Linked DNA regions of Homo sapiens: region 1 is linked to region 2. Evidence: read pairs that join two places in POLR2A ChIA-PET (ENCODE). Cell type or tissue: Panc1. All regions are shown on one strand. Each heading gives the region's core, and the rest is flanking DNA. Links, peaks and the distances in the headings are about the cores only. Region 1 overlaps GFRAL (GDNF family receptor alpha like). Region 2 has its middle 86 kb from the start of GFRAL.

What was found. ChIA-PET counts read pairs that join two places held together with the same protein. Peaks named below come from ENCODE experiments on the same cell type or tissue, not always from the same donor. Only the 100,000 strongest peaks of a DNase experiment are listed, where the experiment ranks them.
Region 1: POLR2A ChIA-PET joins it to region 2 with 12 read pairs; 3 of 35 experiments call an interaction of 5 or more read pairs at or near these places.

What each region holds. Positions count from the first base shown.
Region 1 is chr6:55,337,187-55,345,526 of GRCh38, reverse strand. All of the region lies in intron 3 of GFRAL (GDNF family receptor alpha like), which reads right to left. Among named protein-coding and RNA genes, the nearest start is that of GFRAL, 14 kb to the right of the region's middle. In Panc1, for the core only: no CTCF peak of the experiment used is centred there; no DNase peak of the experiment used is centred there.
Region 2 is chr6:55,409,414-55,417,753 of GRCh38, reverse strand. No RefSeq gene overlaps it. Among named protein-coding and RNA genes, the nearest start is that of GFRAL, 86 kb to the right of the region's middle. In Panc1, for the core only: no CTCF peak of the experiment used is centred there; a DNase peak (open chromatin) is centred at 3,353.

The DNA.
Region 1 (8,340 bases), core at 94-8,093, 72 kb after region 2:
GGTGTAAGGAAGGAATCCAGTTTCAGCTTTCCACATATGGCTAGCCAGTTTTCCCAGCACCAGTTATTCAACAGGGAATCCTTTCCCGATTTCATGTTTTTGTCAGGTTTGTCAAAGATCAGATGGTTGTAGATGTGTGGTATTATTTCTGAGGGCTCTGTTCTGTTCCATTAGTCTATATCTCTGTTTTGGTACCAGTACCATGCTGTTTTGGTTACTACTGCCTTGTAGTATAGTTTGAAGTCAGGTAGCAAGATGCCTCCAGCTTTGTTCTTTTGGCTTAGGATTGTCTTGGCAATGCGGGCCCTTTTTTGGTTCCATATGAACTTTTTAAAGTAGTTTTTTCCAATTCTGTGAAGGAAGTCATTGGTAGCTTGATGGGGATGGCATTGAATCTATAAATTACCTTGGGCAGTATGGCCATTTTCATGATATTGGTTCTTCCTATCCATGAACATGGAATGCTCTTCGATTTGTTTGTGTCCTCTTTTATTCTGTTCAGCAGTGGTTTGTAGTCCTCCTTGAAGAGGTCCTTCACATCCCTTGTAAGTTGGATTCCTAAGTATTTTATTCTCTTTGAAACAATTGTGAATGGGAGTTCACTCATGATTTGGCTCTCTGTTTGTCTATTATTGGTGTATAGGAATGCTTGTGATTTTTGCACATTGATTTTGTATCCTGAGACTTTGCTGAAGTTGCTTATCAGCTTAAGGAGATTTTGGGCTGAGATGATGGGATTTTCTAAATATACAGTCATGTCATCTGCAAACAGGGACAATTTGACTTTCTCTTTTCCTAATTGAATACCCTTTATTTCTTTCTCCTGCCTGATTGCGCTGGCCAGAACTTCCAACACTATGTTGAATAGGAGTGGTGAGAGAGGGCATCCCTGTCTTGTGCCAGTTTTCAAAGGGAATGCTTCCAGTTTTTGCCCATCCAGTATGATATTGACTGTGGGTTTGTCATAAATAGCTCTTATTATTTTGAGATACATCCCATCAATACCTAATTTATTGAGAGTTTTTAGCATGAAGCGTTGTTTAATCTTGTCAAAGGCCTTTTCTGCATCTATTGAGATGATCATGTGGTTTTTGTCTTTGGTTCTGTTTATATGCTGGGTTATGTTTATTGATTTGCGTATGCTTTGAACCAGCCTTGAATCCCAGGGATGAAGCCCACTTGATCATGGTGGATAAGCTTTTTGATGTGCTGCTGGATTCGGTTTGCCAGTATTTTATTGAGGATTTTTGCATCAATGTTCATCAGGGATATTGGTCTAAAATTCTCTTTTTTTGTTGTGTCTTTGCCAGGCTTTGTTATCAGGTTGATGCTGGTCTCATAAAATGAGTTAGGGAGCATTCCCTCTTTTTCTATTGATTGGAATAGTTTCAGAAGGAATGGTACCAGCTCCTGTTTGTATTTCTGCTAGAATTCAACTGTGAATCCATCTGGTCCTGGACTTTTTTTTTGGTTGGTAGGCTATTAATTACTGCCTTAATTTCAGAGCTTGTTATTGGTCTATGCAGGGATTCAACTTTTTCCTGGTTTAGTCTTGGTAGAGTGTATGCATCCAGGAATTTATCCATTTCTTGTTGATTTTCTGGTTTATTTGTGTAGAGGTGTTTATTCTCTGATGGTAGCTTGTATTTCTGTGGGATGTATTTCTGTATTAAATGGTGATATCCCCTTTATCATTTTTTATTGCTTCTATTTGATTCTTCTCTTTTTTCTTCTTTATTAGTCTTGTTAGCAGTCTGTCAATTTTGTTGATCTTTTCAAAAAACCAGTTACTGGATTCATTGATTTTTTGAAGGGTTTTTTGTGTCTCTATTTCCTTCAGTTCTGCTCTGATTTTAGTTATTTCTTGCCTTCTGCTAGCTTTTGAATGTGTTTGCTCTTGCTTCTCTAGTTCTTTTAATTGTGATGTTAGGGTGTCAATTTTAGATCTTTCCTGCTTTCTTTTGTGGGCATTTAGTGCTATAAATTTCCCTCTACACACTGCTTTAAATGTGTCCTAGAGATTCTGGTATGTTGTGACTTTGTTCTCATTGTTTTCAAAGAACATCTTTATTTCTGCCTTCATTTAATTATGTACCCAGCAGTCATTCACGAGCAGGTTGTTCAGTTTCCATGTAATTGAGCGGTTTGGAGTGAGTTTCTTAATCCTGAGTTCTAGTTTGATTGCACCGTGGTCTGAGAGACAGTTTGTTATAATTTGTGTTCTTTTACGTTTGCCAAGGAGTGCTTTACTTCCAACTATGTGGTCAATTTTCGAATAAGTGTGATATGGTGCTGAGAAGAATGTATATTCTGTTGATTTCGGGTGGAGAGTTCTGTAGATGTCTATTAGGTCTGCTTGGTGCAGAGCTGAGTTCAATTCCTGGATATCCTTGTTACCTTCCTGTCTCATTGATCTGTCTAATGTTGACAGTGGGGTGTTAAAATCTCCCATTATTATTGAGTGGGAGTCTAAGTCTCTTTGTAGGTCTCTAGTGACTTGCTTTATGAATCTGGGTGCTCCTGTATTGGGTGCATATATATTTAGGATAGTTAGCTCTTCTTGTTCAATTGATCCCTTTACCATTATGTAATGGCCTTCTTTCTCTCTTTTGATCTTTGTTGTTTTAAAGTCTGTTTTATCAGAGACTAGGATTGCAACCCCTGCCTTTTTTTGTTTTCCATTTGCTTGGTAGATCTTCCTCCATCCTTTTATTTTGAGCCTATGTGTGTCTCTGCACGTGAGATGGGTCTCCTGAATACAGCACACTGATGGGTCTTGACTCTTTATCCAATTTGCCAGTCTGTGTCTTTTAATTGGAGCATTTAGCCCATTTACATTTAAGGTTAATATTGTTATGTGTGAATTTGATCCTGTCATTATGATGTTAGCTGGTTATTTTGCTCGTTGGTTGATGCAGTTTCTTCCTAACATCGATGGTCTTTACAATTTGGCATGAGTTTTTCAGTGGCTGGGTACCGGTTGTCCCTTTCCATGTTTAGTGCTTCCTTCAGGAGCTCTTTTAGGGCAGGCCTAGTGGTGACAAAATCTCTCAGCATTTGCTTTTCTGTAAAGTATTTTATTTCTCCTTCACTTATGAAGCTTAGTTTGGCTGGATATGAAATTCTGGTTTGAAAATTCTTTTCTTTAAGAATGTTGAATATTGGTCCCCACTCTCTTCTGGCTTGTAGAGTTTCTGCCGAGAGATCTGCTGTTAGTCTGCTGGGCCTCCCTTTGTGGGTAACCCAACCTTTCTCTCTGGCTGCCCTTAACATTTTTTCCTTCATTTCAACTTTGGTGAATCTGACAATTATGTGTCTTGGAGTTGCTCTTCTCAAGGAATATCTTTGTGGCATTCTCTGTATTTCCTGAATTTGAATGTTGGTCTGCCTTGCTAGATTGGGGAAGTTCTCCTGGATAGTATCCTGCAGAGTGTTTTCCAACTTGGTTCCATTTTCCCCATCACTTTCAGGTACACCAATCAGATGTAGATTTGGTCTTTTCATATAGTCCCATATTTCTTGGAGGCTTTGTTCATTTCTTTTTACTCTTTTTTTCTCTAAACTTCTCTTCTCGCTTCCTTTCATTTGTTTAATCTTCAATCACTGATACTCTTTCTTCCAGTTGATCGAATCGGCTACTGAAGCTTGTGCATTCATCATGTAGTTCTCGTGCCATGGTTTTCAGCTCCATCAGCTCATTTAAGGACTTCTCTATACTGTTTATTCTAGTTAACCAATTGTCTAATCTTTTTTCAAGGTTTTTAGCTTCTTTTCAATGGGTTCGAACATCCTCCTTTAGCTCAGAGAAGTTTGATCATCTGAAACCTTATTCTCTGAACTCGTCAAAGTCATTCTCCATCCAGCTTTGTTCCATTGCTGGCGAGGTGTTGCATTCCTTTGGAGGGGGAGAGTTGCTCTGATTTTTAGAATTCTCAGCTTTTCTGCTCTGTTTTTTCCCCATCTTTGTGGTTTTATCTACCTTTGGTCTTTCATGATGGTGATGTATAGATGGGGTTTTGGTGTGGATGTCCTTTCTGTTTGTTAGTTTTCCTTCTAACAGTCAGGACCCTCAGCTGCAGGTCTGTTGGACTTTGCTGGAGGTCCACTCCAGACCCTGTTTGACTGGGTGTCAGAAGCAGAGGTTGCAGAACAGCAAATATTGCTGAACAGCAAATGTTGTTGTCTGATCGTTCCTCTGGAAGCTTCGTCTCACAGGGGTACCCAGCTGTGTGAGGTGTCAGTCTGCCCCTACTGGAGGGTGCCTCCCAGTTAGGCTACTTGGGGGTCAGGGACCCACTTGAGAAGGCAGTATGTTCATTCTTAGATTTCAAACTCTGTGCTGCGAGAACCACTATTCTCTTCAAAACTGTCAAACAGGGACATTTAAGTCTGCAGAGGTTTCTGCTGTCTTTTGTTCGGCTATGCCCTGCCCACAGAGGTGGAGTCTACAGATGCAAGCAGGCCTCCTTGAGCTGCGATGGGCTCCACCCAGTTTGAGTTTCCCAGCTGCTTTGTCTACCTTCTCAAGCCTCAGCAATGACAGGCGTCCCTCCCTCAGCCTCGCTGCTGCCTTGCAGTTTGATCTCAGACTGCTGCGCTAGGAATGAGCGAGGCTCCATGGGCGTGGGACCCTCCAAGCCAGGCACGGGATATAATCTCCTGGTGTGCCATTTGCTAAGACCACTGGAAAAGTGCAGTATTAGGGTGAGAGTGACCCGATTTTCCAGGTGCCATCCGTCACCACTTCCCTTGGCTAGTAAAGGGAATTCCCTGACCCCTTGTGCTTCCCGGGTGAGGCAATGCCTCACCCTGCTTCAGCTCACGCTCAGTAGGCTGCACCCACTATCCTGCCCCCACTGTCTGACAAGCCCCAGTGAGATGAACCTGGTACCTCAGTTGGAAATGTGGAAATCACTCGTCTTCTGCATCACTCAGGCTGGGAGCTGTAGACTGGAGCTGTTCCTATTCTGCCATCTTGGAACTGCTGCCAACCACTTTTGTTTGCTCATTTCATTTGATGATGCTCTTTATATTCTCCAGGGTTTACACATAAATATTTTATTAATGGATACATCATGGAGATGCTCAATATTTAGTTAATGAAAAATATTTACGTTATATATTTACTAATAATTTGCTAAGCGTCAGGTATTCTGCTGGGTGCTTTAGCATATTTTTTAAAAGAAATAACAAAACTGATTTTCTTGAGAATAGAAAAGTGCATGTCTGTGTACTCTGGAGAATATTTTGGGAATGCAAAGCATGGAGAGAAAACCATTTTGTTGAAGTGATGATTAGAAGGTCTGTGGAGGATGCTGCAGTTGACATAGAAGGAATGGTAAGATTTAAATTATCATGTTCTTTCTCATATTTAAATTATCAATTTCTTTATAATTCTTTGTCATGAATTATAATAAATCAGCTGAATGCTTTCTGTAAACACAAAATCCAGGTCAGGTCCTTTACGAAGTCCATCGGGAATATTTAGGCTTTCTCCTTTAGGTCTTGTCCATATGAAACTCTCATCGAGTGCAAGGTTTTTGTATGCCTGATTCATCAATATTTCCACATAACAGCATTTAATAAATTTCTATTGTGGAAAAAATAGTTTTAGTATGTAAACTGATTTCAACTTAACTGCTCTAAATATGTATAGTTCTGTTGATATACAATATTTTGTCAAAATTTGATATGCTAAAAGTGGCAATTTAGGCTATTAAGTTCAGATGTCTTACCATCTTGAAAAAACTCACTAAATATTTTAATAAGCATTTCAGCATGCTAACATTTCAGCCTAATTAATCTAAAACTAGTAATATCTACTAAGTAGCAAATTAATGCCATTATCAGTCCCTATCTTTTTTGACTTTTCAGAATTTTGACAATTTTCTTCATGTCCTCTCTTTCATTGGCTTCAAAAATTCCACTCTCTGTAGTTTCTTTTCCTATTTAAAAAACTTCTTTTTGGTTTCTTCAAATAGGTCATAAAATTCTTCTGAAAATATCTTTCTCCTCCCTTTGTGTTTTTCCCAGGCAGTCTTACTCTCCTTTATGTTTTTTATCTACTCATAAACCTCTATATCTCTGTTTTAGATTTCTCTCCTCAAGATCCCTGCTTCCCAATGCCAGCTTGATGAGGCATGCTCCTTTACATTTTTAGACTATTTTTTTATCATTGCAAATTTAGAAAAAAAATACCAACATTCCTAACTCGAATATTCCAAAGCATGCCTCAGATGAAATGTTTTCAGAATACAACTCATCACTTTCGTCCCCAGTCCTGTACAATTTTTCATTTCTTGGCTCAATGTATAGCAATCCCCTTGTCCCAAGCCAGCCACCTGGAGATTACGCTTAATACATTTTAAATTCCTCATATCCAACTGGTCACCAATTCCTATTGATTATTATTCATAAATATACCTTAAGTATATATTTTATTATAATTCTCAGGACCGGTGCCTTAGTTCAGGCATGCATTACCTCTCTCTTAAATTATTTTGATGGCTTTTTAACTGATATTCTTGACCTGCATCTTTCTTTGCCTCCCATTCCATCCTCTCTACGTTATTGCCTGTGATAACTTTTGAGAAACTGATGATACATTCCTCTATTTAAAATATGTAATAGCTCCTCATAGCAACGGTTTAAAGTCTAATCTCTTTAGAAAGATATGTAAGTTCAGCCTTCCTCCTTTTCATAAATAGCTGATTTCTTTCCAGTGTTAAATACTTTTCCATTCTAGTATCCAGCTTAACAAGGGAATTGTTGCTCCCCAAATGCTCCCCACTTCATTCTGTTTCTTCTGCTTAAATTATCCATTTTGTTTTGCCTACCTAATGAAACCAACTTACCCTAAAAGGCCCAAGTCTAACAATTCTGTGAAGTCTTCTGAGTCACCATTATTTTTTACTCTATGGCTTCTAGTACTTTGTCTGTGTGTGTATGTGTGTGTCCTTATTATGTGTGTAGACTGTATCACATTGTATAGGTGATATTTGGCAATTATTATTTTAATTAAGAATTGAGAATTGAGATCATCCAAAATATGTTATATTATGATACTGAAATTAAACTAGAAATCAATAATGAAGATATCTGAGAAATCTCAGATATTAGGAAATTAAATAACCTTCTGGCTCGGCATGGTGGCTCATGCCTGTTATCCCAGCACTTTGGAAGTTTGATGCTGGCAGATCACCTGAGGTCAGGAGCTCAAGACCAGCCTGGACAACATGGCAAAACCATGTCTCTACTAAAAATACAAAAATCAGCCAGGTGTGGTGGCAAGCACCTGTAATCCCAGCTACTCAGGGGCTGAGGCAGAGGAATAGCTTGAACCCAGGAGAAGGAGTTTGCAGTGAGCTGAGATCACTCCACTGCACTCCAGCCTGGGCGACAGAGAGAGACTCTGCCTCAAAATATAATAATAATAATAAAATAAATCATAACAAAGTGGAAGTCACAAAGAAAAGGAGAAAATATTTTGACATAAATTTAAATTAAAACTACATATCAGAATGTGTGGCTATAGCTAAATCAGTACTTGGAAGGAAATTCATAGTATTAAATGCTTATATGAGGAAAGAATAAAATCTCAAATCAGTGGCTCAAGGTTTTATGTTAGGAAGCAAGAAAATGGAGAACACATTAAAATCAAATCAGACATACACATAAAGAAACAATGAATAGTAAAATTGAAAGGACACAAATTATACAAATTATCAATATGTAAACATAAAAAGGACATCACTGCAACTGCTACAGATATTAAAAAGGACAATTAGGAAATACTAGGAGCAATTTTGTAGGGAGATAGAAACCAAAAAGAAACAGTAAACTGAAAACTTTAAGGATAAAAATCCAACATAAATTCAGCAAATGGAAGACACAAATTACCAAAGCTCACTCATGAAGAAATAGATAACAAGAATAGTCTTACAACAAGTTAACACATTGAATTTATATTTTCAAATCTTTTTAATGAAGCATGGGCCAGATATCTTTACTGGTTAATGAAATAGATCATGTAAGGAAGGAATGACACCAATTCTTTTTGTGCTTTTCCAGAATATTGAAGAGGAGGAAATACTTCCCAGTTGATTTTACAGGCCAGCATAACTTAGATACCAAACCAAAGACATTATAAGAAAACAAATCAACATGCCAATATACTTTATGAACATAGTTTTTTAAACAAAATATTAGCAGTTGAATCCAGAAATACAAAAAGAATAATACACCATGATTGAACAGAATTTAGCCTTGAAATGAAGGGCTGGAACAACAGTAAAAAATCAAATAATGAATTTCGCCATATAAAAAACTAAAGGAAAAAAT
Region 2 (8,340 bases), core at 100-8,099:
ACTTCCTTGTATGTATCATGATCCTACTCTGGCAGACTTGAGTTGTAAAACCATACTAAAATTATAGTGCAAAAACTGTGGAGTATATGTTGCAGGAAAAGACCACAGTAGATAGGAACTTTTAACACTGGAGAAATTGAGGGCAGTCCTGTCCCAAACCCTTCCCAAGATTACTTCCACCTCCGCCATCACCATCCCCTCCCACCCACTGTTGATCCCACCATGGGCTTGGGGTCAGGGTAGAAATGAAGAAAAATACTCACACCTATATAAGTTTTGGGGAGATTCCAATGTAAGAGGGCCTTACTTCTTGCCTCTCAGCAAAGCTGTGCATTGATATTGATTATATTGCCAAATCAACATGGCACTGAGACTGCAGCAGGAAAGAAGCCACAGCTGAGGGAGGGGTTTCAAGTTAGCTTCAACCAAATATATCAGTGTGCAGAGAAAGTAGGTACTTTACTCTCCAGAGGAATGCAGGAGAGTTGAGATCCTCTCTAGAGAGCCAGAAGAGTCAGAACAAGGAGCCATTGTATATAGAAGCCATAAAACTGGAAGCCATGGGAAGAAACCCTGGTACCCAAATTATCAAGATGAACCAGCCCCTCCTCAGCTGGCTTTGCTGCAGTATGAGGAGAGACCAGACAAGACAGTCATTCCATAGCAGAGAGCACCAAAGATCCAGAAGGCAGCATGCACACCTCAGCATTCTCTCCATTCGCAAAGATACCCTCTTGAGGAGGGAGAAGAGTAAAAGAGATGAGAGTTCTCCAACTGAGAATTCAAAGTTAAAACAGTTGATTAATTATTCTACAGGGATTTAGTTAATATGCATAAGCATGCGGGTTATCTTTCTTGGTAATTTTGTTTTCTTTTTTTTGAGACGGAGTTTCACCCTGTTGCCCAGGTTGGAGTGCAGTGGCGTGATCTCAGCTCACAGCAAACTCTGCCTCCTGGGTTCACGCTATTCTCCTGCCTCAGCCTCCCGAGCAGCTGGGACTACAGGCGCCCGCCACCACACCTGGCTAATTTTTTTTTGCATTTTTAATAGAGATGGGGTTTCACCTTGTTAGCCAGGATGGTCTTGATCTCCTGACCTTGTGATCCACCCGCATCGGCCTCCCAAAGTGCTGGGATTATAGGCATGAGCCACCGCGCCTGGCCCTTTCTTGGTAACTTTAAGATATGTTTCTTATCAGGAGCAACAGAGTCTTCTCAGATCAGATTATGAATAAATATACAGATAAATATTTACTATCTTTGGGTGCATCATGTAATATACTGTAAAGTAATAGCATAATGTTTTGATCCTTATTTTGTACGTTTCTTTGATTACATAGAACTAACTATCTCAGATGTTCCTTGTTAGGCAAGTTATTCAGATATTAGAGGTGCCACTATAGTAAGTATAGAGTCAACAACATAAAAAATCCCCAAGTAACATATTGCAAAGCAGAAGATGGGAATTTGGCATTATAAAATGATGATCTTACAGAGAGAAACATCCATTTATAAAATTATGCTTCTCTTCCTAAAATATTTACTTAAATTTTTTTTATTCTTTGTATACTTTCACCTCCAAGTCACTCAAGGAAGATGGAAAACTAAAGTTGAAACCAGTAGCAAAAGCCAACTTCTCCAAGTGCTGCCTGTCCAAATGGGCATCACATCAAATAACCCAGATTAATGGTGTTATTCCTATACTTTAATGCTTGGTCCCTAACGATTCCAGTTAGCAATTTTATGAATGTTTATATACAAATATGTAAATTAGTTTTAATAGTTCTGTTTCTTATTCTTTCCTGCTAAATGATTCAAAGACCCAAACATAGAATCGAATCCATTTTGGATGTGACTGAAAAGCAAAGTTAATTCTGAATGAAACTTACTGTTATATACTTATGAATTTAACCCATGTTCACCCAATTTAGCAGTTGCAAATTTATAATAATTTCTAAATGTTGTTTCTTTTTTGTTCAAAACCCATGCATTTCTCTAACAGGAATTGCACCAGGTATTGCTGATATACTGGTGAGCAAAGCAGAATAGGTCTCTGGCCTCATGTAGCTTGAGGGTGTAGAGGGGGATAGAGCTTAATCAGATGACCACACAAATATATGATCACACATGTAATAATTGTTTTAAATGAGAGGCACATGGTGCTAGAAGAGGGGCTACTAAACTAGTCACAGAGGCCAGTGACAATTTCTCCAAGGAAGTGACCATCTAAATTCTGAATGATGCATGGGAATTAACTTGTGGAAGAGAGAACTAAGGATTCCAAATGGATAGTAAAGCTAATATGAGGGTTTACTGGTAAAATAATCCTATTCATTGTAAGGGATGAAAACAAGTACTTTATGGCTGGAACCCAGTGAGTGAGTGGTAGCTTCATGGGAGATGAGTCTGGGGGAGACAGGGATAATCACATAGAAACTGCTTGAAAGAGCATCAATAATAGCGAGCATTTATAGAGCTCTTGCTCCACACCAACACTATTCTATGCATTTTGTAAGTGCCAAGTAATTTAATCTTCACAACTTTATGAAAGAGGTACTATATTATTTCTTCATTATACATAAGCAACAAAGGCACAGTTTAACTAACTGGCCCCAAATCACCCAGCTAATCATTATGAAATAATTAACTTCAACCCCAGGAAGTCTTGCTCTGGGGACTGTGCTTTCAATCACTAAGTTATGCTAATTGTAGCTTTAGAGCTATGGTAAGTAATTTACTCAGCAACCTGAAAGCACTGACTAGCCACTGAAACATTTTAAGTAATACGTGGGCAGGTGAAAAATCAAATTGTCGGCCAGGTGCAGTGGCTCATGCCTGTAATCCCAGCACTTTGGGAGGCCAAGGCAGGCAGATAGCCTGAGATCAGGGGTTTGAGACCAGTCTGGACAACATGGTGAAACCCCATCTCTACTAAATTACAAATTAGCCGGAAGTGGTGGTGTGCACCTGTAATCCCAGCTACTCGAGAGGGTGAGGCAAGGGAATTGCTTGAACCCAGGAGGCAGAGGTTGCAGTGAACTGAGGTCGTGCCATTGCACTCCAGCCTGGGCAACAAGAACGAAACTACATCTCAAAAAAAAAAAAAAAAAAAGTCAGATTGGAGGGGCAAGTGTGCAAATGGGCACAAAAATTAGGGAGCTATTATATTACTCTAAATAAGAAATGATGACAACATGACCTAAGTTCCTATTTTAACTAAAACTTTTTTTCATGTTGAAACAAGTACCAATCAGCAGACCCGAAGAAATTGGTTTTCTTCCTGTAGTAGCAGGCTTTAGAAATGCTTAGTAAACTGAGCCTATTTATACCTAGCTGTCCTTCAGTTGCTTATTTTCAACTGAACAAATCCATTATAGCCAACCATAGGGCATCAGGGAATCAGATAATTGTTCATCCATTTCTATTGTCTTTGAAAAAGGATTTTGTATTTATGTTTGAATATGAGTTATCACTTGCAGATTTTCTTTTAGTACTTACTAAGGATATTACTTCAAACCATGTAATTGTGCAACACCTACAAGGTCACAGTTTGCAGGGGCTTCGGACACTGCTTGTTTCTCCTTCTCCCTTGAAAACTTCCTTTCTCCTCCCAATGAGGAAAGAAGAATTCATGTCTAATGATCTCTCCAGCAAGGGGCAAGACTGGCCACTCTGAGTTCTTCAGACGGCCACAAAATTCCAGCTTACATTACATCATTTATTCCAAGATCCTTTATTCATGGTGATTTCTAGGACAAATCCAAGAGAGCCTCAAATGCTATGGGAAGGTCCAGATTTCCAGACCAACCACTGTCTTGTGCTTATTTCTTCACTTTTTGTTTCCCAGTAGGATCCTGTCTTCCATTCCTCTTTGCCCTTTCAGATCCTTCCACTGGGCTTCAGGAATTCACTCCTGGTTATCGGCCAACTACCTTACATCTTTAACCTCTTCATGCTACTTTCTCCTTGCTCTCATTAAATTTCAGTTATACAAGGGAAATATGTTCAAGAGGTTTATTTTAAATATGGTGACTACAGTTAATAACAATATGTTGAATACTGAAAATAGCTGAGAGTAGTCTAAGTGTTCTTGCCACAGAAAAAAGCACGTGAGGGTAAGGCATATGTAAAATAGCTTGATCTAGCCTTTCCATACCATGTATGCATATCAGGACATTATACATCATAAATATATACAATTTTTACAGAGGAAAAGCAAGAATTAGGGGGTGGACTGAGTCAAACACTGGACTCATGAATGAGAAGGGATTATAGGAAGCATAGTAAGTGATATGGTTTGGCTGTGTCCCCACCTAAATCTCATCTTGAATTGTAACCCCCATAATTCTCACATGCTGTAGGAGGGACCCAGTGAGAGGCAACTGAATCATGGGAGTGGGTCTTTCTCATGCTGTTCTCATGATAGTGAATGAGTCTCATGAGATCTGATGGTTTTATAATGGGGAGTTCCTCTACACAATCTCTCTTGCCTGCCACCATGTAAGATGTGACTGCTCCTCATTTCCCTTCCACCATGATTGAACCGTGGAACTGTGAGTCAATTAAACCTCTTTCCTTTATAAATTACCCAGTCTCAGGTATGTCTTTATTAGCAGAATGAGAACAGACTAATACAGTAAATGAAGTAGATAATAAGGAAAAATAATAGCTAACCAAGTTTAATGACATTCTCCTCAATGATTTGGGGTATTTTGAAGCATCAATAAGAAGACACATTTTGGAAGCAGAAAAGGGAATCAAGAAGAATATAAAACCCACCTCAAGGTCCTGACAAACATGAGCTGTGGGAGGAAACTGCCAAAAATTAATGGGACTATGGGGTGGAGTGTCCAGGCACCAGCCATACTGCAGTTGGCCCAGCGCTATGGTTCTTAAACATTAGTCCTCATCAAAATCACCCAGGGGGCTTGTTAAAGACAGCTTTCTGGGTTCCACTTCCAGAGTTTCTAATTTAACTGGTCTGGTGGGGTGAGAATTTGCATTTTTAACATCTTCCACATGATACTGACACTGCTGATCTGGAGGCCAAGCTTTGAGTAGCATTGATTTAGCAGCTTTCAACTCTGTCTGCCCATTATAATCACCTGAGAAACTTTTAGAGTCATTGATACCCATGCCTCTTCCTAGAAGTTCTGATTTAATTGATGTGTCATGGTCTTAAAGCATCATCGATTTTTTATCTGAGGATTGACATCTCTTTATTCCCTTCAACTTCCCATCTCTAGTAACCACCATTTTAATCTAAGTTTGATTTTTTTTTTTTTACACTCCACATGTAGGATTGTGCAGAATTTGTCTTTCTGTGCCTGGCTTATATCACTACTTTTATTATCCTTGGTGGCCTTAATATTTCCACACATACTGTGACCTCTTAGCTCTTGTCCACTTCATTTACGTGTAATATTTTCTCTTGATGCCCCGTCCAACTCAGGCGACCATTCTAACACTTCTAGTGACTATAACTTCTGAAATTGATTTTACCCCCATACCCCATTTTTTCCAGCTTTCTCAAACTGTTAGCAGTGGAAGAGATTCGAGTTACCACGAGTTATTGGCGGTGAATCCATACCAATTCCACAGCAACTTCAGTCCTTGTCTCCTCAGAAGAAAGAATTCAACTGAGGGGCATACAGCAGAAAAAGAGACCACGGCAAGTTTCAGAGCATGAGTGGAAATTTAGAAAGGTTTTAGAACAGGAAAGAAAGGAAAATTCTCTTGAAAGAGACCCAATCAGGCACCTAAAGTTGGAAGAAAGAAAAGAGAGCAAAAGAAGACAGCAAAAAAGGGCCTTTAACCTTGATCATGAGACTTACAGGCTCACCCCTTTCCCATGATTCTTTCCATAGGGTGGGCTTTCTGCATGCCCAGTGCTTTCCTTATCCTTTGGGACTGAGCAGGCGCTTGTGTTTAGGAAGTTATATGCAGGCCCATCTGAAGCTTTCTTCCCTCTTCCAGTGGAGTGTGCTCCTGAAAGAATATACTGCACCATTTTTATCTCTTGATGCACATGCCCAGGGAGTGTGCTTCTCCTTAGGGCTTGCGTTCAATTAACATTCTGATGTTAACAGGTGTGGACCATCAGGAAATGGCCTCTCCCTGGTGCTGCCAAATTATCATTTTAGAGAGGCGGAGATTTTTAGTGGGTGGCGGTAGAGCCCTCTCCTGTCCTGCTCATGCCTAATAACTACCTGTACCAAATCCAGCATTTTTCTTTCAACAACTCTTGATTTCCAGTAAGATCACTATGCCTTGCCACCTCAACTATCTTTAACTGCCCATGACCCGTTTGCTGTATTCCCATCATCCACCAGAAGGGCTCAACCACGCGTTCATAGGGAACTTCCGCTGCTGCAGCTTCTTCTCTCCATCGAACTTACTTCAGAAAACTCCAGCTGTGGTAAAATCTAGCTCTCTGTATCTAATGGAGAAAAATCGCTCAACTATACTGACATATTTTGTGTTTTTGACCAAGAATCTCAAAAAGTCAGGTGATTTGAGAAATTGTAATCATTACCTAGTAGAAAATTCACATATACCTCTTACTAATGGCTTTACACATATTAACAAAGTTATTCCTTTCAAACCCTGTAAGGTAAGTGCAATTAATTTCTTTGTTAGGGAAATTAACAGGACATATCGCTGTTAGTTGAGAAGACTGAGGTTCAGAGAATTTAGGTAAGTTGACTCAAATTATAAAACAAGTGAGTCAGTGAGGATTTGAATGCAGGCAGGCTTAGCAATATTGCTTCTCCTATACTCCCTACTAAATTTATCTATTCCCCAAGATAACCATTTCACATTCTCTCTCTTCTCACATCTCTAACATCTTCCTCTCAATTCTGTTGATGACCTCATACTTTACAGAAACTCCACATAAACACCCATTGTAATGCTCCTCTTGAGTGCAAAACTTCTCACAAGTGTTGTAAGTATTCATTGCCTTCATTTCCTCATTCCTCAATCTCTCTTCAATCTACTGCAACTGGGCCTCTGTCTCCACCACATCTATAAGATCTGTTTAAGATCTCAGTGACTTTCCTTCTACCAAAGCCAAAATTAAATTCTAGACCTTATTTTATTCAGTCTCTTGGCAATATCCGACATTGTTGAACATGCTCTCCATCTTGAAAATCTCTACACTTTTGGCTTATTTCTGCTAGCTTTCATTTCTCATTAGCCACCCATTTATAGTAGCCTTGCTTTCTCACTTTCTCACCTTCTTCTTCCAGACCACTAAGTGTTGTAATCATCCAAGTCATTTTTTGGTCATTTTCCATCTTTTCTCACATTTTTTTGTTATGTGGTTTCTTCTATTGTCGTGATTTTAAATAACATTCATACATTTGAGGTTGACTTTATTATGGGTCTCTACTTTCATATAAAAGCTGCCAATTAAAAATATTTGAACAATTACGTCTACCTTAAAATACAGCTGGATACAAACAAAAACAAAAAGATCAAACACATATTTTCCTTTTCAGCTAATCACACTCTACTCCAGGCCAAAAAAAAAAAAAAAAAAAAATGCCTGGCTCGGTGGCTCACACCTGTAATCCCAGCACTTTGGGAGGCCAAGGCGGGCAGATCATGAGGTCAGGAGATAGAGACCATACTGGCTGACACAGTGAAACCCCATCTCTACAAAAATACAAAAAAAAATTAGCTAGGCGTGGTGGGGGCACCTGTATTCCCAGCTACTTGGGAAGCTGAGGCAGGAGAATGGCATGAACCCAGGAGATGGAGCTTGCAGTGAGCCGATATCACACCACTGCACTCCAGCCTGAGCGACAGAGCAACACTCCATCTCAAAAAAAACAAAAAGAAAAAAAAAAAAGAAAAAAAAATCTTGTGTAACCACACTGAATTCTAGGTTTTCCCTATTTCCTGTATCTGTTACATCAATAAGCGTCACTAGCTTTATTTCCATCAAAATGTATTTGTGAAAGATAATTGGGTATTAAATGACTAGAAGAGTTGAGCTAAGCTGGGCACGGTGGCTCCCGCCTGTAATCCCAGCACTTTGGGAGGCTTAGACGGGTGGATCACCTGAGGTCAGAAGTTCAAGACCAGCCTGACCAACATGGTGAAGCCTCATCTCTACTAAAAATACAAAAATTAGCCCTACAGGGTGGCGGGTACCTGTAATCCCAACTACTCAGGAGGCTGAGGCAGGAGAATTGCTAGAACCCAGGAGGCAGAGGCTGCAGTGAGCTGAGATGGAGCCACTGTACTCCAGACTGGGGGACAGAGCGAGACTCCATATCAAAAAATAAAAACAAAAAAGTTAAGCTAAACTTGTTAGCTATTTTCAGAGCATTC